Linked DNA regions of Homo sapiens: all the other regions are linked to region 1. Evidence: chromatin loops called from intact Hi-C (ENCODE). Cell type or tissue: PC-9. All regions are shown on one strand.

The links. A loop is a pair of places that touch in the nucleus more often than their neighbours do. Peaks named below come from ENCODE experiments on the same cell type or tissue, not always from the same donor. Only the 100,000 strongest peaks of a DNase experiment are listed, where the experiment ranks them.
Region 2: it touches region 1 in a loop (5-fold over the local background); 8 of 110 quality-filtered maps call a loop at or near these places.
Region 3: it touches region 1 in a loop (5-fold over the local background); 4 of 110 quality-filtered maps call a loop at or near these places.

The regions. Positions count from the first base shown.
Region 1 is chr7:143,236,925-143,244,924 of GRCh38, forward strand. It overlaps LOC105375546 (a long non-coding RNA gene), which reads left to right and starts at 651. Exons shown (of 3, transcript XR_007060569.1): 1 at 651-733; 2 at 7,193-7,352. In PC-9, CTCF peaks have their summits at 3,831 (motif pointing right) and 4,030; DNase peaks (open chromatin) are centred at 3,077, 3,587 and 3,807; H3K4me3 peaks cover 595 bases; H3K27ac peaks cover 2,420 bases.
Region 2 is chr7:143,500,109-143,508,108 of GRCh38, forward strand. It overlaps EPHA1-AS1 (EPHA1 antisense RNA 1), which reads left to right. Exons shown (of 5, transcript NR_033897.1): 3 at 4,666-4,722. Among named protein-coding and RNA genes, the nearest start is that of TAS2R41, 26 kb to the left of the region's middle. RefSeq lists a silencer at 4,346-4,806. In PC-9, no CTCF peak of the experiment used is centred here; no DNase peak of the experiment used is centred here.
Region 3 is chr7:144,124,319-144,132,318 of GRCh38, forward strand. OR2A14 (olfactory receptor family 2 subfamily A member 14) reads left to right here. Exons shown (of 2, transcript NM_001001659.3): 2 at 4,761-6,870. The coding sequence starts at 4,795. The coding sequence ends at 5,727. Among named protein-coding and RNA genes, the nearest start is that of OR2A14, 5.1 kb to the left of the region's middle. In PC-9, CTCF peaks have their summits at 3,593 (motif pointing left) and 3,792; a DNase peak (open chromatin) is centred at 3,633.

The sequences.
Region 1 (8,000 bases):
GTAGGTTTTCTTCATTCCTTTTATTCTTTTTTTGTACTTTATATCTTTTTGTCTGACCGGGCTATTTCAAAATATTTGTCTTCAAGTTCAGAAATTCTTCTGCTTGATCTAGTCTATTGCTGAAGCTCTCAACAGTACTTTTATTTTATTCATTGAATTCTTCAGTTTTGAAATTTCTATTTGGCTTTTTTATTATAGCTATTCCTTTTCAAATTTCTCATTCAGGTCATTAATTGTTTCCTTATTTCTTTGTATTCCCTATTTGTGTTCTCTTGTATCTTGCTGAGTTTCCTAAAGATCATTATTTTGAATTCGTTTTTGGACATTTCATAGATTTCCTTTTCTGTGGGGTCTGTTATTGGAGAATTATTGTGTTCCTTTGGAGGCATCATGTTTCTTTGCTTTTTCATGTTTCTTGTGTCCTTATGTTGATATCTGTGCATCTGGCACAACAGTCACTTCTTCTAATTTAATTAAATAGCTTTAATAAGGAAATATTTTTTCCTGTGGATTTATCTGTAGTCTCAGTTGGGTAGATTGCTTTGGCTTTATTTCTGAGTGAGTGCAATAGTGCAGTTTCCATATGATTTATTTGGCTGTAGTCAACATCACTGGTGTCTACCAGTTCCTCATTTACTTAGACTGTAGTTGTTTGTGGAGGCTGTGGAAAAATTTTGCTGGAAATGAGGACATTGGGCAGGCCAGTCTTTGGTTCCCTGGTAGGCACATGCAGGTATGTGGCAGCCCCACTACTTGAAGGGGCAGGTTTTCTGGCAGTGGTAGTGGTGGGCACTGGGTGGGTTGATCCTCAGGCTCTTGGGCACCATGCATAGGCACTAGTGGTAGCAGCAGTGGGTCCAGGCATTCTGATTTTGGGGCCCCTGAGTGGTGCATGTGGGTACACAGCACCTCTACTGCTGGAGGGGTTGGGGACCACCAGTGACAGTGGCAGCCCCAGGTAGGTAGGCCTCAGTTTCTAGAGAGCATATGCTTTGGCTCCCTGTGTTTTGAGACGGCCTTCCTGGTGTGCTAGACTGCTTGATATGCCTGTTCCTAAGAGTGTAAGGTGCTGCATGGGCTGGGGTGGCAGGGATGCAGTTGCACTGCTGGGTCCAGGTGGTGTTGTGACATTGCAGCCTTCTGAGTGTATGTTGGGGGATATTGGTGGAGCCCAAGGGCTATGGAGACGCAAGACCTATTGGGTCCCAGGCCAGGATGCAGTCTGACGGTAACTCTGCTTCCAAGATGGTGCTGTACTGTGGTAGTTTGGGTCTCATGCATAAAACCCAGTGTAAATGCCCTCTCTGGATGCAGTCTACTGGTAACTCTGCTTCCAAAATGGTGCTCTGCTGTGGCAGTTTCAGTCTCATGGGTAAAACCCAGTGTAAATGCCCTCTCTGGAACAATGTAGATAGATGGACCCCAGGAAGCTCCCTACACTAGGCCTGGCTCTCCTGTAGTCAAAACTGCAAGTGTCTGTGATGAGAATATAAACTACTATGCATCTCTTGCTTAGCTTTTCCTCAAAATGGTGAGTCCTTCTTGGCTCTAAGCCAATCGCAGCCAGCTGCTTCACTTGCCTCTCTATGCTGCCATGTTGAGTTTCTATGCTTGAGAGAGTCTTTGTCACTTCCTTGCTGAATTTCAGTGTTCTCACTTAGATGCTCTATTCAACATGTGATTATCATCTATTTATTGTTTTGGTCCTTCTTTGTGGAAGAGGCAAGTGCCAGGACTTCTGAGCAACCATTTGATGACATCTCTTTGCATTGGCTTTATTACCAAGAAGAAAGAAACTAATGTTATTTTAAATATATATATGTTTTCCTGAAATGTACATTCCAGGAATGTTCTGACTCAGAGGACAACAGCAGCTGCTGGGTGTTTGCTGATTCCTGTGCTTATCTACTCTGATTTGCTTTGATGATGTCTTAATCATGTATCATTTGGATGCAAGAAATAAAAATCAACTCAAAGAAGCAAAAGTAAAAGAGAGAATTATTAAAATGATTTAAGGGCTCTCATGGAACCCCATTCAGGCATTTGCAAGAAATATGACTGAGCATCATGAAAACTAAAAAACCATGAGGGAGTCTCCCTCTCTCTTCTCCTCTTTCATTTCTCTTCTCTCCTTCCTTCTCTCTTCTTTCCATCAATTTTCTCACTAAATAGCTCTGACCTCTGCATCTCTCTGTACATCTGTTCTGGACTCCTCTCTTCAAACCGCCTTCCACTGGAGGGACGCTCATTAGTCTATGGCCCCTTATAATTCCAGTTTGCCATAGCCCCAACACTGAACAATCTTGCAGCTCCAGTATACAATACTACGTTTCCTGTGTCTTTAAATTCTCAGAGTATAATATAGCACTGCTTGAGTTAGGGATTCATCCATAAATTATATCCAGGAGACCACATTATAATTTGTTGCACCTATTCCTTCAGGAGGGGCTATAGAGGCATGTCCAAAAAAAAAGTGGGGTGGGGGTGAAGAGGACCACAAGCTGGAATTCCTAACATGTCTTTTTTACCACAGATTATGTGAAGAAAAAAACCTCAGATGTGTTCTTCTTACACATCGTAACATAATGTAGGTTGTTAGTGACCATACTTACATATTGTAATATCTCTTCAAGCTGTTGTTTAATGAATGTAGTCCACAAGAATAAAGGTCTCCTCCCAACTGAGAGAGAGAGAGAGAATATGTGTGTGTGTGTGTGTGTGTGTGTGTGTGTGTATCACTCCAAGCATTTAGATAAGGGGAAGAAGTGAAGTTGTAGCAATTTTGTGTCATTTCCCCTAAATTTCATGGCCATTCTCAGTGTCTGATTTGATCCCCTGCAAATTGGCATAGATGTATTTGTTCTCTGAATTTTAGAGATCAAATACAGAATAAATAAAACAGGACCTACTTAAAATTTCTTGAAATAGGCAATGCAATTTTGCCCATCTCAAGAAATTTTAAGTAGGTCCTGTTTTATTTAGCTTCAGTTCCTCTAAAAAAATAGTTCTGCTTGTTTTTTCTGACTCATCTGTTTCTTTGCCATTTTTAATATGCACTTTGCAACTGAGCCTCTGTAACCATTTTGTTTTCTTTCCTCATAAAGCAGTTGAGCAACTGCATACTCTTTGGTAAGTCTCTCTTCATTTTGGGAAGTTCTACATTAGTCATAAAATACCTATTTCTGATCTAGTACAAAATATCAGAAGAAAAGTCTTAAGGTCTCTTTATTTTATTTTTTACAAAAACCAGGTTTTCAGTACTTTCCAAATCTCTTTTCCAGCTTTCCAAAAAAAAAAAAAAAAAAAAGCTTATGAGTATGTCTCTTATTTCTTAGTCCTTCTCACCCTGCAAACCAGCTCTCTCTAGGAGGTGGAGCGGGGAGAAAAACAAAGCCCAGATGTGTAGAATTTTCTGGTTTTCATAGTGTAAATACTCCCACCATGACAGAATTGAAACTACCAGTGTGATGTCACTGAATGTGGCTTTGGAAAGAATGCACACCATCCACTCTCTCTAGCTGGTAGGAGACAATCCTAGCATACCGCCCTCTTTTTCTTGCAGTCATAATAGCAAATAGTTTGAGTATATTGATTCTCGAGTCACACAGTCCAGATTTCAAAACAGTATTAGCTCTATGACTTTGGCAAACTGCTTAACTCCTCTAAGTTTCAATTTCATCATCTTTAAAATGGGGGGGTAATAATAAGCTATGTTTCACGGTGTTACTGTTGTAATGTGTAAAATTCTTAGAATAGTGGGTAGCCTATAGTAAGTACCCTAAGGGTGTCCTATTACTCAGGACTAGAGCTCCAGTGGTGCTATGTAGACTTAGAGCCACTAGATGGCGGGCTCCTCATTTCTGCAGCACAAACCTTTTCCGCTGCGCTATTTGCAACTTAACATTCAACAAACTGCTAATTCGATTATATGAATTCACTGACAGCATTTTTTCTACTGCCATCTCCTAGTTTAAGCTACATATTTGACCTTGAAATTCCACTGGGAATCCAGCTACTGGCCCTCACGTGCAGCCACTTCTAAAGCTCTATGCAGGAGTTATTCTCAATCAGGACTTGCTAATCTTAGTGAGTTATTGTAAGAATTAAAACCAAAGCCACAGTTGTCCCTGTTACAGAAGGGAGTCAATTCCCTGGCCTTTCTCTCCACCTCTGTCTTTTCTCACTCAAAAGAAGACAAGATGGCCTCAAATCTGACTTCCATCATTACATAATTTATTCTCCTTCCCAGTCACTAAAGAGATCATAAATTCAACAATAGTTCAGTTCTATAAATATTTATTGAGCATGTGAGATACTATGCTACGAAGTAAAGATATAAAGGTAAATAAAAGTCATAAAGAAGCAAGGAATTTATCTACCAACAAATCTACTAGATCTTTCCAGAAATAATATATTAATTTTTTGATGAACCAAGCAAGTTACTGTAAAACTTAGAGGAATAAGGGTTCTTGAATAACGAATATCTCTATGAGATCTAAAGACATACTAAGTTATAGGTAGACTAATACAACAAAAAAATGAGCACAAAAACAGACTTATTTGTCCAGGGGAACTTGAGATATGATAAAAGTGAACCACAAATAAGTGGGTAAAGGATAGATTATTTATTAGATGGTATTAGATATGAGGCTTACTATTTGGAGAAAAGTAAAGCCGAATACCTTCCTTTTACTTCCTACACAGGTAAACCCAAGTGGATAAGAAATCTAAATGCAGAAGGTTAAGGTATAAATCTAATGGAAGAAAACATAGAATAACTTTGTGAGCAAAGGGTAAAGAATGGCTAATTAAACAAGGTCCTAAAAGCTCAAATCATAAGGCAAAAATTGATTGGACTTCCATTCAACGAAAGGCACAGGTGAGAGACAGATTGACAACATCTAAAATCTACAAGAAACCCCTAGCTGGACTATGCAAGGATAATTGGTGCACATACAAACACACAAACATGAATGGGCAGAGGAAACCCAAATAGTCAGCACATAGAAGAGGTGCTCATGCTTACTTGTAACCAGAAATATGTAAATTAAAAGCAACAACAGGGTACCATTTTGCAGGCATTAGAATAGCCACAAATTACCAAGTGTTGGAGAGGATGTGAAGAAAGGAAAACCCTGGTGCTACTGGCAGGAGTGTCAAATTGTACGTTTGAACGTGGAGAGCAATCCTTCAACACTTGGTGAAATAAAATATTCACATATCCTTTGACTCAGAGAACCACTCTTGAGTACACTCCCAAGAGAAATTCTAGCACAGGTTCATGAAAGGCTATAAATAAAGATGTTTCTTGCATCATTTTTGTGGAGGTAGCAAGTTGAAGGTGCCCTCATTAAGGAGAATGGACCAGTAAAGTGTGATGGGTGGCCAGGATAGAATATTATGCCGCAGTCAGAAGCAGTGAACTCGATGTGCCAACAGCGACATAGAGGGCGTGTCTAGAGTGAAAACTATGAGAAGCAGAGCTGTGTGGCCCAATGCCATTTATGTTTATGAAAAACATCTCACACACAAAATGACACTATACGTTGTAGGAAGTGATATTCACGTCCAAGGACCTCATCAACCGGAACAGCGCATGTGTCTGAAAGAGCCGTATGGTTTATGGAGCCTGACCAGTTGGGTTCAAATCCTGGCTCTCCCACACACTTACTCTGTCCGTTTGAGCAAGTCTCTTAACTTCTCTGTAACGTTTCTTTGTCTGAAAAAAATGGGAAATAGAAATAGTAAGACTCTATGGGGGTTACTGTGAGGAATAACTGAGTTAATATAAAGTGCTTAAACAATGCCTGGCAGTAAATGTTCACTGTTATTCCTATTATTATTGTCAATAATAATGTGAATGGGGAATCAAGAGTGAAGAGAAAAATTAGATTTTTTTAAAAAAAATGAAGGTGGGGGCCGGGCCTGGTGGCTCATGCCTGTAATCCCAGCACTTTGGGAGGCTCAGGCGGGCGGATCACCTGAGGTCAGGAGTTCGAGACCAGCCTGGCCAACATGGTGAAACCCTGTCTCTACTAAAAATACAAAAATTAGCTGGACATGGTGGCAGATGCCTGTAATCCCAGCTACTCAGGAGAGTAGAAGGCAGGAGAATTGCTTAAACCCGGGAGACAGAGGTTGCAGTGAGCTGCGATCACGCCATTGTACTCCAGCCTGGACGACAGAGTGAGACTCCATCCAAAAGCAAAAAAAAAAAAAAAAAACGAAGGAGGGACTTCGTGTACAATAGTGAGCTATAAATTAAAGTTGATGATTAACTCAAGTCTCTCCGAATCCGAGGTTAAAAACACACACATGCGTTTTCCTCCCTGCAGAAACAGAGCATGGTGGAGGATACTGATGACTTCAACGTAATATGGTAAGGTCCATGATAAGAGAAAACACAGATGGCATGAGAATATAAAAGTGGAACACTTAGCCTGGAAGCTCACAAAGGAATTAGGGAGAATAGGAGTCTTGGCAGGCAGTATGGTTTAGGGCTTAAGATTTGGAAGCTGGGTTAAGATCGCAGTTCTGCCTTTTACTAGTTTACATGATTTTTGGCAAGTTACATTCCCAGAATAATAGCACCTAGATAGAAAATATCCAGGCCCTAAGAATGTATTACCAGAACTCAAAGACCCCAGAGGAATCTTGCTGTCGCCTTAAGTATGCTTGAGTCTTTGCTCTAGGTAGTTCCTATCTCTTCAAGAACAATCCTTCCTGCATATCATCAATCATGTGTATGTTAACCTAAAAGCCCCACAGTGCCTCTCCTTACTAGTTTGCTCCGAACATGTTAGACAGTGGGCTGCCTCATTCTTTTGTAATCCTTGGCAAAGTGAAGATGCAGAGAGTGTTGTGATCACATCAAATCTTGAGAGCAGTAGTAGGTGATTGCTGTGGTGACCTTTAACATCAGAAAGAAGCAATTGCCAGCCAGAGGTGAAGGGTCCTCTGAGCAATTGGCTCGGGAGCTCCTGACAGGCAGCCCATGCATTGTCACTGACACGTGCTTTGTAGCCTACCAGCTGCTGTATTAAAAAGAAATCCACCAGCCACACAGACTAAGTCAGTAGCTAGAATGTTATTTTGAAGGTAGTTATTGGTCCAGGAAAGAGGACTTTGTCACTGGAGAGTTTAAAAATCTCATTTTCAAAACACTCCCTAGGTTTGTTCATGTTTCTCACAGAAAGGACGTGAAAATGAAAATACTTGAGTGGCCTGAGATTTGCCTAGGGAATCATCTTAGAAGCAAAGAAGGAAAAGAACATCACGGAAATTCCCGCAGGCATAATTCCATGGACAGAACTAGACAACGTATTCTCTAGCAGTTTTGAAACCAAGATCAGGTAAGGGAAAGAAGGCAAGCTTTATTTATTTATTATCTTTTTTTGAAACTGATGACAGTTTAAACAAAGGAAGTAGCCATCAAAGTTTAGTGTTAAGGTCACAGAGGTTCGTGGTGAATGGCATAAGTTCAATTCCTACTGCCACCATTCACAGGCTTTATGACACTGTAGAAGTTTCACCTTCAATAAAAGGGAAATGATGATGATAGTATCTACCTAAATAGCCACTTTGAAGAACAGTTTGTCCATTTCTTAAAAAGTTAAACATAGACTTACCATTAGACCTAGTAATTCCACTCCTAGGTATCTATCCAAAAGAACACACATGTCTATGCCAAGACTTGAATGCAAATATTTACAGCAGCACTATTCATAATGGACAACAACCTGAAACAATCCAAATGACCATCAACAATGTGTTACATCCATACAATGGAATACTATTCAGCAATAAAATGTTTAAAACTATAAATACATGCTACAGCATAGATGAACTTCAAGAACATTATGCTAAGTAGAAAAAAGTCAGATGCAAAAAAAAAAACTACGTATTGCATGATTCCATTTATATGAAATTTCCAGAAAGGACAAATCTATAAAGACAAAAAGAAGATCCGTGGTTTCTTAGGGGGTGGGAGTGGGATTGAG
Region 2 (8,000 bases), 260 kb after region 1:
AGCAGCCACTAAAAGCTGAAAAAAGGCAAGGAAATGAGTTTTCCTCTGAAGCTGCCAGAAGGAACAAGCCCAGCCAATGCCTTGACCCTAGCCCAGTAAAATTGATTTTGAACTTCCGACTTCCAGAACTGTGAGAGAATACATTTACGTTGTTTTAAGCCACAAATATGTGGCAATTTGTTACAGCAGCAATGGGAAACTAACACAGATTCTAATCTCTTTTCTTACTCCCATCCCAGGTTGCCCTGGGGTTAATTCATGATTAAAGATCCTCCAGCTTTGTTCTCTATACTTTCTCTTGTCTTCTTGAGTCTGATCTCCTTCTTGCTCTCCAAGTGCTTCCCCCACTGCACATCAACAAGAACATTTCTGCTTCTTACCTGTCTCTGTCCCCTGCTCTAACCCATGAGGAGTCAGAAGCAGTCTAGTGGGGGCCAGGCAGGGGAGGGAGGTGAGGAAGCTAGGAAGGTTAGAGAAGAGAGAAGAAGCCAACATTCCCCACTTTAAGCTTTTGGGGTTGGGAGTCAGAAGAAGCTTTATCTTAAAACAAGGTTTAGAGGTTTGATTTTACCTTGGGCTGGATATTTTTAAGACTGCAGTGAGAATGTTTTGGGGACTTAAGGCGAATGAAAACGTTTTGATTTTTTGGGAGGAACTAGAACATTCATGCTACTTGTTATGGATTTAGTCCAAGGCACAGAGAAGGACTAGCCCCATAGTGCAGGTTTGAGTGTATGGAGATGAGAAAGAACACAGCACTTTTCTGATTACAGTTTGTGAATTCAGCTTGTTCAGTAAACCAGTTCCCCTTAGTTTCTACAATAGATTTGAGATCTTGTGGTCTGGGACCTGGGAATTCCATCGTGGCTGTGATATTTTCGCAAGATTTTCAAATCTTTTTCAGTATCACATGCACTCTGTGTAGCGGAGGTTGTTTCATCTACTTAGCCCACCAAGACCCCTCTGGAGGCTGCATAGCCTGGTGGCTAAAGGTGTAGGTTCTAGACCCTGAATGTGCAAGTCTGAATCTTTGTTCCTACCTTGTGCCTTTGCAGCAATGGGCAAGTTAAAGTCTCTACTGCCTCAGTTTCTTCTGATGTAAAATGGGGAGGATGGTAATACCTGACTCACGGGCTTTTGTGAAGATCAAATGAGACGATCCATGCAGAGCACTTAGCACAGTGTCCAGTCCATGATAAGCCCTCAGTGAATAGTAGATATTTTTATGTTGAAATGCTTTGAAGAGTTTAGAAGAAAGGTGCCAGTCAAGCCAATGCTAGAAACAGAGATTAATTTTTATTTCCTCACACATTTACTTCTATCCTGCTGTGCCTTGTAAACTGAACATTTTCATATTTTTCTCCTTCGCAAAATACAAACTGTTCCAACAGTTCTCTGCCTCAAACCTGAAGTGTTTTATGCCATCCTTGGTAGGTTGTGAGAGATATTTTGGAAGCACCTTTTTAGAAGCTCTGTTAATTGAAACTATTCCTCAAGCTTTGCAATAAATGCAGAAAGTTTCAGTGCTCCCTCACATCCTGGAAGCTGACTGTAGCCTGTAGAGGGCTACTGGGTTAAGCCCTCTACAAAGGTGACGATAGAGTCCAGTTCAGGAAGCCATCTTCTGGCCAGGTAGGGTGGACATGGGCACACTGGAGCCAGAGGGAGGTCAAAAGAGGGTAGTGAGTGTAGGGGCCAGAAATGATTATCCAAGAGTAAATTGAGGTCCAGAAGCTGTTCAGAGGCACAGGAGCCCTTTTTCATCTTGTCTTTGTTCCTGTTGATAGTGAATATACAGCAGCTGTCTTGAAGATGGAGAAGGAAAGTGAGGGGTGCTGACTGAGAAACTGCCTTACAGACCTCCTTCCTCTCTCCATCTACCTCTAAGTCAAATGAAAAGGAATCCAGTGAAATTCTCCCAGCTCCCTTAATAAAGATGACTCTCCAGCTCTCATCTTGCTAGGAGAATGTTCCACTTCTTTTTCCACAAATAAAAATAATTTATGTTTGTACAGTGCTTAATTTCAAGAAATTTCATAGATATTATTTCATTTGAGGAAGGAGAGAATTGGGGCTGGGTTAGGCCACACAAGCCTGGCTCAATGTCAAGTATTTCCTAAATGGAGACAGAGGTCTGACTCTAAGCTTTATATATGACACTGGTTAGATTTTAGAGTTTTTTAGTTTTTTGAGTTGTGGTGGGAGAAGCACTATAATCATTATTAATATAGCCACCATGAAACATAGATTTAAAATTCTGCTCTGCTAGTTTGAGGTAGCATTAAGATCAGTAGAATGATTTTGAAGGTTTCTGCTTATCAAAGAAATGTTTAAAGAAGAAGAAGTGTGGGTGTGGTGGCTCACACCTGTAATCCCAGCACTTTGGGAGGCTGAGGCGGGTGTATCACCTGAGGTCAGGAGTTTGAGACCAGCCTGGCCAACGTGGTGAAATCCCCTCTCTACTAAAAGTACAAACATTAGCCAGGTGTGGTGGCACACACCTGTAGTCCTAGCTGATTGGGAGCCTGAGGCAGGAGGATCACTTGAACCCAAGAGGCAGAGTTTGCAGTGAGCTGAGATCACACCACTGTACCCGAGCCTGGTTGACAGAGTGAGACTCCATCTAAAAAAAAAAAGAAAAGAAAATATCTATTTCAAACATCTTTAACAAACAATTTTAAGGTATCTAGGCTGTCTAAACATTTATTCTAAAGTTCTCTCTACGAAAAACAATCTAGACTTTATAAAAGATTAGTAAATCTAACCTATTATAAAAATAGTTAAGTTTATAATACCAAGTTAAATTTTTTAGGATCTATATGTGCTTTTTATGATTGGGACACTTGCATTAAGAATAGTACTGCTTATACAGATTTTATTAAAGAATTAGACTTATTTCACTACTTTATTTCAAAGATTGATAATACTTTTATTTTGGTGTATTTTTGGCCATATAGAGGATTAATTTAATGGTAAGTTTTAGTCAGAAAACCAACCTTCTATCATATTGTCCTTATAGGAAAATACAATGAACGATATCATGTTGTACTCTTTGATAACATAGTTTTCTAGGAATATTCTGGGTAAAATGGTTTAAATAATTTGGGAGTAAATTTCTTTTGCTGAAGCTTTTAATTTCAACTACTCATGCAGCAAAATATTTTGCCAAAGTCCAATGACTTTCAAGTTTAATAGTGGCATTAGGTAAAGCTGAAAATAGGCCTATATTTTGTGAACATAATCACATTATGACTGAACCTCCTTAGACTTCCTTCCCTAGCCTTGTGGCCAGGATATAATTGCATCCGTCATGGGCCATAAGTCCCAGTGCAATGACGGGTAATTGATTTTGATGTGGAGGTTGAGGGGTGAGAGAGGGAGGGCTCCTCCCACACCACATTGCAAGCCTTCCTAAAAATCACCCAGACATCTTTGATGTCCTGAAATCCCTTTCCCCATTACAGCTGACTCCTTCCCAGTAACTCAGGCTTCCTCACTTAGATGCCTATGCATGATTCTGCTCCTGGACAGGGTCATGTGTTGAGGCAGGCATCTTATGGAGAGAAGGATGTGATGGAGCACTGAGCTTCTCAGGGCTGAGGGTCTGGTATCTGACTCCCCAACATCATATATTGTTGGTCACTAGCAGCGGAACTGTGGCGTCTTCACTAGAGCAGTCCCTCTATATGCTGTGCCTTGGTTCCTGGCTTCATCTTTGCCCAACTCTATTGTCCTCCTACAGATTCTGTGGGTCTTTCCCTAATAAATGATTTTTTCTGTTTAAATAACTCTGAAGGGATGTAAGTTTTAAAAAAGCCACCAAAATTCTCATTGACCCTGTTAACTTCAACTTTACTTCTAAGCCAGTTCTTAGCCTTTCCAAGTACTTTACTAGTCTTCCCATCTCAGAATTTCCCAATGTACAGGAAAGAGAGCCAGAGGGCAGTTCAGCAAAACAAAATCACAGCCACCTCGGGATCCCCAATTTGTCCAGGGACAACAACAGTAGCAAAGATACGAGGTCTTGGAGAGAAACCCTCCCAGAACCCACACAAGCAGAGGTGGAAAAGGTAGACTGGAAACCTGGTTTCTTCTTTTCCTGCTGTTCCAACCAGCAAGCCCCTTGCCCAGGCCCTACCAAATATATACCCATTTTTCTTCCAAGGTGTGTCCTTTCAAGGTATGGGGCCTGCAGTATAAAGCTAGTGATTTTCTTTGCTTAGAACAGCTCTGGGACTTCTGCACTGATTCTGCCTACCGGAAAACATCTGCTATTAATAATGCCCTACTAATAGTAGCTAACAGTGCCAGGCACTGTTCTAAGCATATTTCCTATATTAGCTGTGATTATCACAACCCTGTGAGGCAGGTGCTAATGTCAACTCCAGCTTATCCACTGAAGACTCAGAGGCCCAGAGAGGTTAGAGGAACTTGTCCAAGGTCACAGTCAGGAACTTCAGGGGTCAGAATCCAGATCCAGGTAGCCTGGCTCAATGCCCCTGTGCTACGGCACTGCCACTTTTCTCTCCGAGGCCCAGCCCTGCCTCTACAGGTGCTGTGCTCCAGCAACGTTCAGGTGAGGCACTTTACTTTTCCCTTTGTGATGTGTGCTTTAATGATAATGAGACAAGATGGATTAAATTCACTTTCATGATTGTTTCCCAGAAGGCAGCAACTGCTTTCGGGAGCAGCTGAAGGCTGGAGATAACATGGACCTCCATGGTGAGTCAGTAAGACCCATCAATCAGGCACAGCCAGGGGAGGAGGCAGACACTGCAGGGAAGATGGCCACCAGGAGCAGCTGAGGGATCCAACTGCTGGATTAAGGGAGATTGTGTGGTTAGGAGGCCTCCCCTCCCATTGTAAGATGAAGGAGGTACATTTGTCCATTGTCAGGAGGATCATAGAAAATCTTAATCTCCACTATGTGGGACTGGTACTTCAGAAGCTCCAGGCAAAGACTTAAGTCATTAATAGGCTTAATATAAAGGCTTAGCTGTTACCTACAACTCAAATATCTTGGAGAAATGTTGCCCCCCAAAGGGCTACACAAATATTACTTCTCTAAGTGAGCCTCAGCTTAGATGTGGGAAATGGTCTTATATGCAGAGAAATTTCATTAAATTTTAATAAGTATTTTTCCACATTTACTTCACCTTTTCTTTTTTCCTTCTGGATAGTGGTGTTCTAGTTCCCTCCCTACAGCCCCCTTTTAACTGTCCACTTGTCCAGTTACCCACCTTCTGTAGGAAGTATTCATTGACTGGGAACTGCAAACTCGGTGATCTAGCCACTTCCCCTCAGTTGAAAGTTGCTATGTCAAGAAAAAGAACCTGTGCAATTAGAATAATTGGAACTTTCCTACCTTAAAGATGTTCATATACCTGGGTTCTAAGCATGGGAGATAGTAGTGGTAAATAATGTATGAGCTCTCTGAGGAGGTAGGTGAAGATGAGATCTGGAACTCAAGGAGGGTTAAATTTAAGCAGAAGCAGGGTAGCCTCTTCCACTGTGAAGGACTGGAGTAATGATTAGAGGGCGGTGACTGTCAACCTTGACTACACCTTAGAATCACCTAAAGGGAGTTGTTGAAAACCCCAATGCCTGACTTACACCAAGACCAAGTGATATAATTAGGCTTTGTGTCCCCACCCAAATCTCATCTTGAATTGTAATCCCCCAAATCCGCATAATCTCTCCAAGGGAGGGACCAGATGGAGATAATTGAACCATGGGGGTGGTTTCCCCCATGCTGTTCTCGTGATAGTGAGTGTGTTCTCCCAAGATCTGATGGTTTTATAAGGGGCTCTTTCCTCTTCTCTTGGCACTTCTTCCTGCCACCTTATGAAGAAGATGCCTGCTGCTTCCCCTTCACCTTCCACCATGATTGCACATTTCCTGAGGCCTCTCCACCCACGCTGGACTGTGAGTCAAATAAACCTCTTTTTTTTTTTTTTTTTTTTTGCAAATTACCCAGTCTTGGGCAGCTCTTTATAGCAGTATGAAAATGGAATAATACACTAAGCAAATCAGAATCTCTGGTGTCAGGCTCAGACTTCAGTAGTTTTAAAGGTCTTTGGGTGATTCCAGTATGCAGCCAAGGAAGGAGCCCACTGATATAGCAGTATAGCAGGGCAGCAGAGGATGAGGCCCGTCTGAGTTTGGATCCTACAGAATTATAGTGGCCCTGTTATAGAGTAATGAGATTTGTCTTCAGAAGTATTGAGCACTCACAGATTTGTATTAGAGATGTCAGAAAATCGGATTGAGGTTTGTAAATTGGGTGTGTAGAACACAGACAATGGAGTTGAGAGTGTTGGCTCAAATAATTAAACATTAGTCTGAGAGATCTTGATTTTGAAAGAAAGTGAAGGAGCTTCATTTAGGTGGCACACAGGTGGAGAGAACATCTGGGCCAAAGGATTGAAGCTGTTGATGAAGGTGACAAGGGATGGTCTCAGAGCAAATAAATGAGAGCTGGGAAGTAAGAGGCTGTGGTGAAGAGAGGATTTGGTGAGGCATTGTTTTCAGACCCATGATGGGATTTGTTATAGAAAGACAGCTCGAATTAATGATGGTCCAGTTGAAGGGTTACAGAAAAAATTTATTCCATGCACACTGTCTTACATATCATTTTGGGACTGTGTGTATTGATTATGTTTTTTATTTTCTATGTTTTATGATGCTTCAACATCTTGGAGGCCTTGTTGGCTGGGAGAGACTGCTCCTGTCAGTGCTAACTAGTTCCTAGGTATGCAAACATCTTTAAGAAGGGAAAGTTCCCATTGTTTTAACTGCATAGATTCTGTCCCTATGAAGTGGCAACTTTCAGCTGAAGGGAAGTGGCTAGATCACCAAGAGTTTGCAGTTCCTGGTAAATGAATACTTTCCCAGGCTTTGGGATAACTGGACAAGTGGGAATTTAGAAGAAGGGGCAAATGTGTCCCCTGTGAGAATGTCATTAAGATGCAAACCAACCAATCCAGAGCTCATATACTCAGTCACCTCCTTTATCTAACTCTCACATGCCAAGTCAACATTTTCCCCACCCTAATCACCCCAGGGTGAGGTCTTGGACTACTAGATACCACGCATGTCATCCAGAGCCTGCTGAAATTATTCAAACTATCCTATCTTAGACTTCCTTAAGTTTTCTACTCCACTCACTCATTTCTTCCCATAGAAACCACAATCAAGTCTCTCGGGCATGGTCTTCCCTTTCTTTTTCTGTCTCCTGACAGAAAGAGACAGTATGCCTCTCCACGTGGCCCTGCATGACACAGCTTGCCTCCCCCTCTTAGGAACTGTGAGTAATAAACTGTTCTTTCAAAGGCAGCTGTTTCTGTGTCTGTCACTTTACCCTACCTGATTAAAACAAATCTGGGTACAAATCTTGAAACAGTGTTAAATATTTCAGCATTTAAAATGAAAGACAATGTTATTTCCCATTCCAGCAGTTGATTACACAGATTTGAATGGCTTCTCTGTGTTCTTTTAACCCTGGATGGAGTGTGGCAGTCATTATATGATCTCTGGCTAGACAGCATTTCTGTATGTGTGTTTTGTTGTTTGGTCAGTAGACCTTTGCACATGCACCGCTGAGGTTTGTACAGGTGAATTCAGTACTTTCTGGGTTGGAGTAGGCATCTTAAAAGCCATCTTTGGCTCCAGTCATACTATTCTAGAAATCGCAGTATCATTTTGGCACTGTTGATTACTCCATCCTTGAAATTCCCTTTCTTGGTTTCCATGACACCACAATATGTTTGATTTTCTTCTACTTCTCTGATTGCTCTTTTAAAAAAAACTCCGTTGGGTATTCCCCTTCCTCTGCCTATCCTGTATTTTTATTTGAAAAGCATTTATTGAATAACTGACACATACATGTATGTAAGGAAGGTATTCGATGAAAAACGTAGGTTTATCCCACCTCTATTCCCCAGTCTCCAAACTTTTACTTTGGCAGAAATATGTGTGTCTTTATCTGCGTGTATACATGC
Region 3 (8,000 bases), 890 kb after region 1:
AGGCATGGTGGTGCATGCCTGTAATCCCAGCTACTTGGGGAGCTGAGGCAGGAGAATTGCTTGAACCTGGGAGGCGGAGGTTGCGGTGAGCCGAGATCTCACCATTGCACTCCAGCCTGGGCAACAAGAGCGAAACTCCGTCTCAAAAAAAAAAAAAAAAAAAACTAGGCTGCTCCCTAGGACTAAGCTCAGTGTCAAAGTATATTATTGGAGATGGCAAGTTATTTCTGAGTAATTGCAAAGATTTGACAAATCAGTGCTGCCTTACAACCCCACTGCTGGAGGCCCCAGGGCTCCCATTCTAAGACAATTTTCAATAGAAACTTTTCTTTTGTGTCAGTGCTAAACACCCTAAATACGCCCCCCTTTTCTTTCCAAAAAATTAATCCTCTCTCTATCATTGGGATATTTAGCATGGTGGGATTGACCTCTTACTATTACAGCCTGTATTTTTTTTTCTTCAGTAAGGGAGTGTGGTTACTTCAAAGGAGTCTTCCATTTCTTTAAATTGCTTTTTAATTTTAAAAATCAAAATATAGGAACATTTATATTAGGAAATCAAAGCAAAATGTGTGTCTTATATTTAAACTCAAAAACAGCCAAAAAGAAAAGCAAGATAAACGTGAAAGTGTTTGCAACACCATGATGATTGCACTGGATTTCCAATTCCTATGCTTTAATACTTCCCTCAATTTTACGATCTCTTTAATATCATTAGTAACAGCTGACATTTATTAAATTCCTATAATGTACCAGTGCGATGGTATTTCTTCTTCACATCAGTCCTTTTGGTATCTGTGGTCAACATTTTACATTTGACAATAATGAGCCTTAGAATACGTGACTCAAATGCGTCATGTTCATTGCTCAGAATCAAGACTGGAATAGTGTTCTGGCCAAGACTGTTACTCCTGTTGCTTTCATTCTTATTCAGAGACCATATTTTTTTCTGTCACTGCTAAATTTGCTTTGCTCTTTAAGAACAGAAAAATGTATCCATGCAGTTTTTTCCCTTACTCCATCCACTGAAGATTGTTCTGTAATGTGTAACTGGAGTGGATGCCTAAATAAATCTTCCTTTCAGATATCTGATTCTTTATTGAACTTCCACAGGCTTTTCTAAAAGAAAAGTCTGACTACTTGAACTGTGAAATCCAAAATACAAAAGGATGCCAATAAATAAAAGGAAAAAAACTATTTTCCTCTTATACTGTATATTTGTTTACTTAACTTCACAATTGAACAGATGGACAATTTTTGTGTGTAGGTAGCCACCATTATAGACTTTTCTCCTTGTGGCCTCTTGTACACAACTGTTAAAAGCACAGTTGATAACCAGAGTTTTATACAGTTTGGATGTAGTTCACGTCTGATTAAATTTCACTTTCACTAAGAATTCTATTTGTTTCTTTCTTTATTCCTGCTCTTTAGAAATAGTTTATTCTAGGCTGCTGGGGTTTTTTTCCCCGAAATTCCTTACTTTACAAAAATTACAAATAAAACTATAAACCCAGATTTGCTTAATTATGAATTTAGATTAACCAAACAATTGTATTTATTTGGTAATGACTGGATTTTTTTTTTACTCCTAAAGCATCCAAATGCCTGCTACCTAGGTCACTGGGCCTTGGAACAGTAGGAGCACAGATGTGTACACCACAGATGGGAGCCAGGAGGGACTAAAAATATGCAAAATATCCATGTGCTTGGAGGTCTCAGGGATAAAAGGCTTCTCCTTTTCAGCTTGATTCATTGGGACATTAACACAACATTTGCTGTGTCCAAAAATTGACAACTACCATTCTGGCATTAAAATTATATTGTGCAGAAAATTAAACAGTTTCCTATTTCAAATATGTGCTCATTGGAAGTTCTGTACATACATATCTTTTAACTGTATTCTGCTTTCATGAATCTAAAAGTAAATCAATTATTATAAAGTCAAAAGTATATCAGCTAAACTGATGAATTTTTTATGTCAATTTCAGATTGTTAAAAATATAAACAAGGTTACAAAGAATAAGTACAATCTCCTGCTCACTATGGTTCAGGTACATTGTGTTTCTTTCTTTCTCTTCCCAGAACTCACCAAGTGCATCTTGTTCAGAGACTTTGCGTTTACTGTTCCATTACTGTTCTCTGTGTAGAGAATGATCCTCTTTTGGCTCTGGGCAGGGTTGTGGCCTTCATGGTTTAGGTTCCACTCACCTGTCTCCTCTTAAGAGAGACCTTTTCCAACCATCCCATCTAAAGGAGACCCCCCTCAAATCAAGTAGCTTTCTATTATTTTACCTAGATTATTTCCTTCATTGTTCTTTTCATGGCCAGCAATTATCTTTACTTGTTTACTCCTGGTCTTTTACAGTGGTAATGAATCATGCCCTCTCTCTGTTCCAAGTCTGGAAAAAATGAGTTGAATAATACATGAAAGAATCGGATATAATTCAAAAAGGTATTTTATTAATAAAGTCTGTTGAAAAGCATGGTTTATATTTTCAACAAAGTTTCTCTCCAAATTAAAATCACAACCATTAGCTGACACCCCTTCCCCACCTCCAAATGGGACTGAACATGCTCCTGATACCTTAATCCCAAGCAGATAGAAATGCATGCAGGTGAAACAGAGAACAGAGAAAGGTCACCCTCAGTTTCTCTTTCCTGTTTCACAAATCATATAAATTAGGGGAAAGAGAGAGGCAGGTATACTCTAAAACAATTTTATCCAGGGGCATAGAGGTTTCCTTCCCTAAATAGAAATGTGAGGTGTGGAAGAGAAGCACATCACCTTAATATTACTTCTTTATAATCTGCCTCCCTTTCAGAATGTGTTTACATCATCCACAGCTGGGCCTCTAAAGCTTAGAACAGTGGCTGAAACAGATCATGCACTCAAGGATCATTCGTTAAGGGATATACAAAATACAAATATAAGTTACAGAACATTGTTTGCTTATGAAAGTAACAGAGATTGTAATTGGTAATGCCTAGTACTGACTATGTGGCAAAGAGACATGATTCTTACACACTGTGGGAGGGAATTGCAATTGGTCAGATTTTCTAGATGGAAGTTAAAATAGGGATAAAAACCTTAGAAATGTCTGTATATTTAGCATCTGCAATTTCACTTTTAGAATATGTTCTAATAAATAATTATGAATATAGGCAAATCTTAAGTTTAAGAGAAATGTATCTCAATGCCAATAAAAATAAGAAATAAACAAAAATTCAAACAGTAAGAAATTCAGTAAATTGTGACAGAATATTGTGCCCCTTTAAAATAATGTCCATAAAATATAATTTCGATACAGGAAAAGTATTATATTAAGTGAAAAATTGTAATGTTTAAATACTCTGTACAATACCCTATTTTAATATATAAATTTGAGGATCTACGTATTTACTAAAATAAAAGACATCAAAATTGTTTTTTTAAAAGTATCCTGTTGGATTTGAACCTTTAGCCTGATTTGAAAATAAAGATAGTCCTCAGGCTGTTTCTGGAATAAATGTGAAGTGTTAACAGAACAGCACCAGGTCACATGGTTTCTCCACCTGATGAGGCCATCCGTCCTGTTCATGGCCCTTGGTCGCCCCCTGCTGGCTGGATAGACCCAGACCCTCCAGGAAGAGCTCCTTAGAAAGAGCTCACCAGCTGGGGCTGCACCTGATCCCATCCCCATCACATGCTCAGATTCCATCTGAACAGCAACAGGGCTGCTGGCATGATCACAGGTGATGGAGAAGAATACAGTTAGGGGAACCGACAGCAACCCCAGTTGCCATAGCTGGGAATATATTGATGACAAAAGACTCTGTCACACTGGAAAGTAAGATAAGCTCTGAGAGATGTCAACATATTAAGTTATAATCGAGAAAAGAGTCCAATAAAATACAATTACGATACAGCGATCATCTTTAAATGTAACCACTTAATGTAAATTGGTTTTTCTTTTGAATTTCTTATTTAAAAGACCTCAGAAATGTCACCATGCTTAGTTATTTTAAAGATATATACATGTATTCATTGTATGTAGCCAAGAATTATTTCACTCATGCCTAATTTACAATAACAGATGCTGATGAAGAAGTAAGGAAAACTCTCAAAATAAAACTACAAACACCAGATATGGAAAAGAGGCACCTAAAGTTGCTGCTAGGGAGTACTGGCCAGCTTCTGAAAAGGAGCGTCTTATCTCAGAAAGCTTTAAAGAAACTACAAAATTGAAAGCTATTTAAAAGTGATTTCAAATCTGAAATAAGTGGGTAGAAAAGCCTGTGAGGAGGTGAGGGACAGTGAGCAAGCCCATGGCAAACAGAGGGTCCCCGTCCCTGCACATCTCAGACTGAGAAGGAAGCAGGATGAGCAAGTGAAACCACCTCATAATGCAACATTTGTCAAGGTCCTCTCTTCTCAAACTACGTAAAAATCAAGATTTCACACTGAAAGGGAAGCAAGGATACTTGAGTTCTTCAAAATAACACATGTGCGTGTGTATCCCCTTATGTAGGGTATATTATAATAGATCCTGTTTTGTTATATTTTATTAAATGTTATATACATGTACACATACACACACAAATATATATACACATATACATGTATGTATTCTTATTATTCCATTGATACAATGCGATTTTTTCTCATTTTTATGAGCACACTTGGTTAGTTTTGGCAACATATCTGAGAATAAATTCTAGAAAATTCATTCAAAGTTATAATTTCTAAGTGCTCCCTCTGTGCATCTTTGACTGGCCCACAGCTCTGACCTTCCTGTCCTAGATGTCCACAAGAGCATGGAAGGCAACAAGACATGGATCACAGACATCACCTTGCCGCGATTCCAGGTTGGTCCAGCACTGGAGATTCTCCTCTGTGGACTTTTCTCTGCCTTCTATACACTCACCCTGCTGGGGAATGGGGTCATCTTTGGGATTATCTGCCTGGACTGTAAGCTTCACACACCCATGTACTTCTTCCTCTCACACCTGGCCATTGTTGACATATCCTATGCTTCCAACTATGTCCCCAAGATGCTGACGAATCTTATGAACCAGGAAAGCACCATCTCCTTTTTTCCATGCATAATGCAGACATTCTTGTATTTGGCTTTTGCTCACGTAGAGTGTCTGATTTTGGTGGTGATGTCCTATGATCGCTATGCGGACATCTGCCACCCCTTACGTTACAATAGCCTCATGAGCTGGAGAGTGTGCACTGTCCTGGCTGTGGCTTCCTGGGTGTTCAGCTTCCTCCTGGCTCTGGTCCCTTTAGTTCTCATCCTGAGCCTGCCCTTCTGCGGGCCTCATGAAATCAACCACTTCTTCTGTGAAATCCTGTCTGTCCTCAAGTTGGCCTGTGCTGACACCTGGCTCAACCAGGTGGTCATCTTTGCAGCCTGCGTGTTCATCCTGGTGGGGCCACTCTGCCTGGTGCTGGTCTCCTACTTGCGCATCCTGGCCGCCATCTTGAGGATCCAGTCTGGGGAGGGCCGCAGAAAGGCCTTCTCCACCTGCTCCTCCCACCTTTGCGTGGTGGGACTCTTCTTTGGCAGCGCCATTGTCACGTACATGGCCCCCAAGTCCCGCCATCCTGAGGAGCAGCAGAAAGTTCTTTCCCTGTTTTACAGCCTTTTCAATCCAATGCTGAACCCCCTGATATATAGCCTAAGGAATGCAGAGGTCAAGGGCGCCCTGAGGAGGGCACTGAGGAAGGAGAGGCTGACGTGAGACATCTCAAAGGGAACCATGGGGAGGGAGCCTTGCTCCCTGCAAAATATAGAAGTTGGCTTTTTTTTTTTGTCTTCTGCTAGAATAAATGCTACCTTAAACTGGAATACTATAGACCTATACATATAAACTGAAGACACAAATCTTTTAGAAAAGATAGGTAAATGCATTTATAATACTGGATAGGCATAAATTCATAAAGAAGACACAAAAGTCCCTAGATATAAAATTTTTAAGTTCGATAAATATAGGACCTCTTCACATTAATCATTGTGCTCATCAAAGTCACCATTAAGAAAGAAGAAATGCAAGCCACAAACCAAGTGATCGTATGGAAACTACATGTACCCAGAAATGGAACTATTGTTCATACAGTACATAGAAAGAACTCCTTTAAATCAGCAATAAAAAATATAAACAACCAAATTTTATAAAATTAGCAAAACATGTGAACATATACTCTTACAGAAAATACAAGGGGCTGATAAACATACAAATGCTGCTTTCCACCATTAGTAAGCAAGGAATTGTAAATTAAAACCACCATGAGATACTATTATATACCCACTAAGATGTCTGAAATTTTTAATGGCTTATTTATCATTGAGGTTATTGGAAATCTATTTCTAATATTGGAAATGGTCGATACTAGCAGAGTTTGTGCCAATAGTAGCCAAGTCACATTGAGTTAACAGGAGCATAGTACACATCCTCAAGATCAATAATTAGTGACACTTCCTGTGAAGATACACAGGTTAATGCTTAAGGCTTTGAGGGCCATCTTCTGCGTCAAAACAACTCAACTCTGACAAAAGCAGCCATAGACAATGTGTAAACAAATGGGTGTGCCCGTGTTCCAATAAAACTTTATTTGTAAAAACAGGTGGCTGCTGGAATGGTGCCCAGGGACAGTAGTTTGTGAACCCTTGTTCTAGATCTTAAAACTAGCATAGTTCCAGCTGATCCCACTTTAGAGACCCTCACTGGGTGGGGCCTCAGGGAGCATGTGATTAGACATGTCTTGCAGTCAAATTCCTGTGATCACATTGTACTTACTTGAGAGTGAGACTTTTCCTCCTTTGACACTTTCTAAAATATGCCATGACTCAATAGCCAGTGGACTGTAAATATTCATGGTTTCTCCATCACACAGGAATTAAGAGCAGGCTCCTCATACTCCATCACTAATTTGAGCCTGAGATCTTAGGATAAAAGTTTGCAACTCAACATTCTAATTGGAGCACAGCAGTCCAGTGAAAACAAGCACAGAGATATCTTGTACAGATTAATTTTTAAGAGTGGATTTAACAAGATCGTAGATTTTTAATTGTTTTCTTTTATATTTAGCAACCATTTTATTAAAAGCATCTTATATCTTGATATTGAAAAAGTCCTAGTTTTAATTATATTTTGAGAGAGCCACTCTCATCTTAGCCTGGAATACCCAGAAATGTAACTCTTAACCCTAAGCTGATAGCTGATAATAATTTTGCCTGGAAGAGAACATAGAAGGAAAAATTACTAATATCAAAACCTCAGGATATGTTAGAGTTCTTTTTAGGATGGAGTCTTGCTCTGTCACCAGGCTGGAGTGCAGTGGCACGATCTTGGCTCACTGCAACCTCTGCCTCCCAGGTTCAAGTGATTCTCCTGCCTCAGCCTCCCGAATAGCTGGGATTACAGGTGCCCACCACCACACCCAGCTAATTTTTGTATTTTTACTAGAGACGGGGTTTCACCATGTTGGCCGAGATGGTCTCCATCTCCCGACCTCATGATCTGCCCGCCCCAGCCTCCCAAAGTGCTAGGATTACAAGCGTGAGCCACTGAGCCCGGCCTGGAGATCTTATGCTGTAGAAATCTTTACTATGTAAAGAAGGGAATCACTAGACTGATACGGCAGGGATTTCTAAAGCTGAACACTACTCTGATATTCAGAGCACAAGTTATCTTACTTTCACTAATCTCAGAAAGTATTAACCTATCTTGCTTCCTTTTTATTCCTGAAATGTAAAGTGTTGTATACTAATGTATTATTGTTTCCATTTTTTTTTCTTGGTGCTCCTCAGCCAATTTTAAAATCAACCTGCCCATTTCTAGCCCTCGCACAATAGCATACGATTTTCCTCTCAGTGTCTACCATCCATTATGACAAAATATTTCACTGATAGAATTCTCTGTGACATTTGATTTGACAACAAAAAGAATGGTGACTGTCCCACAAGATAAGAAAAGCTTTTAGGGGAAATAGATGCCTACCTAGGCATCCTGGG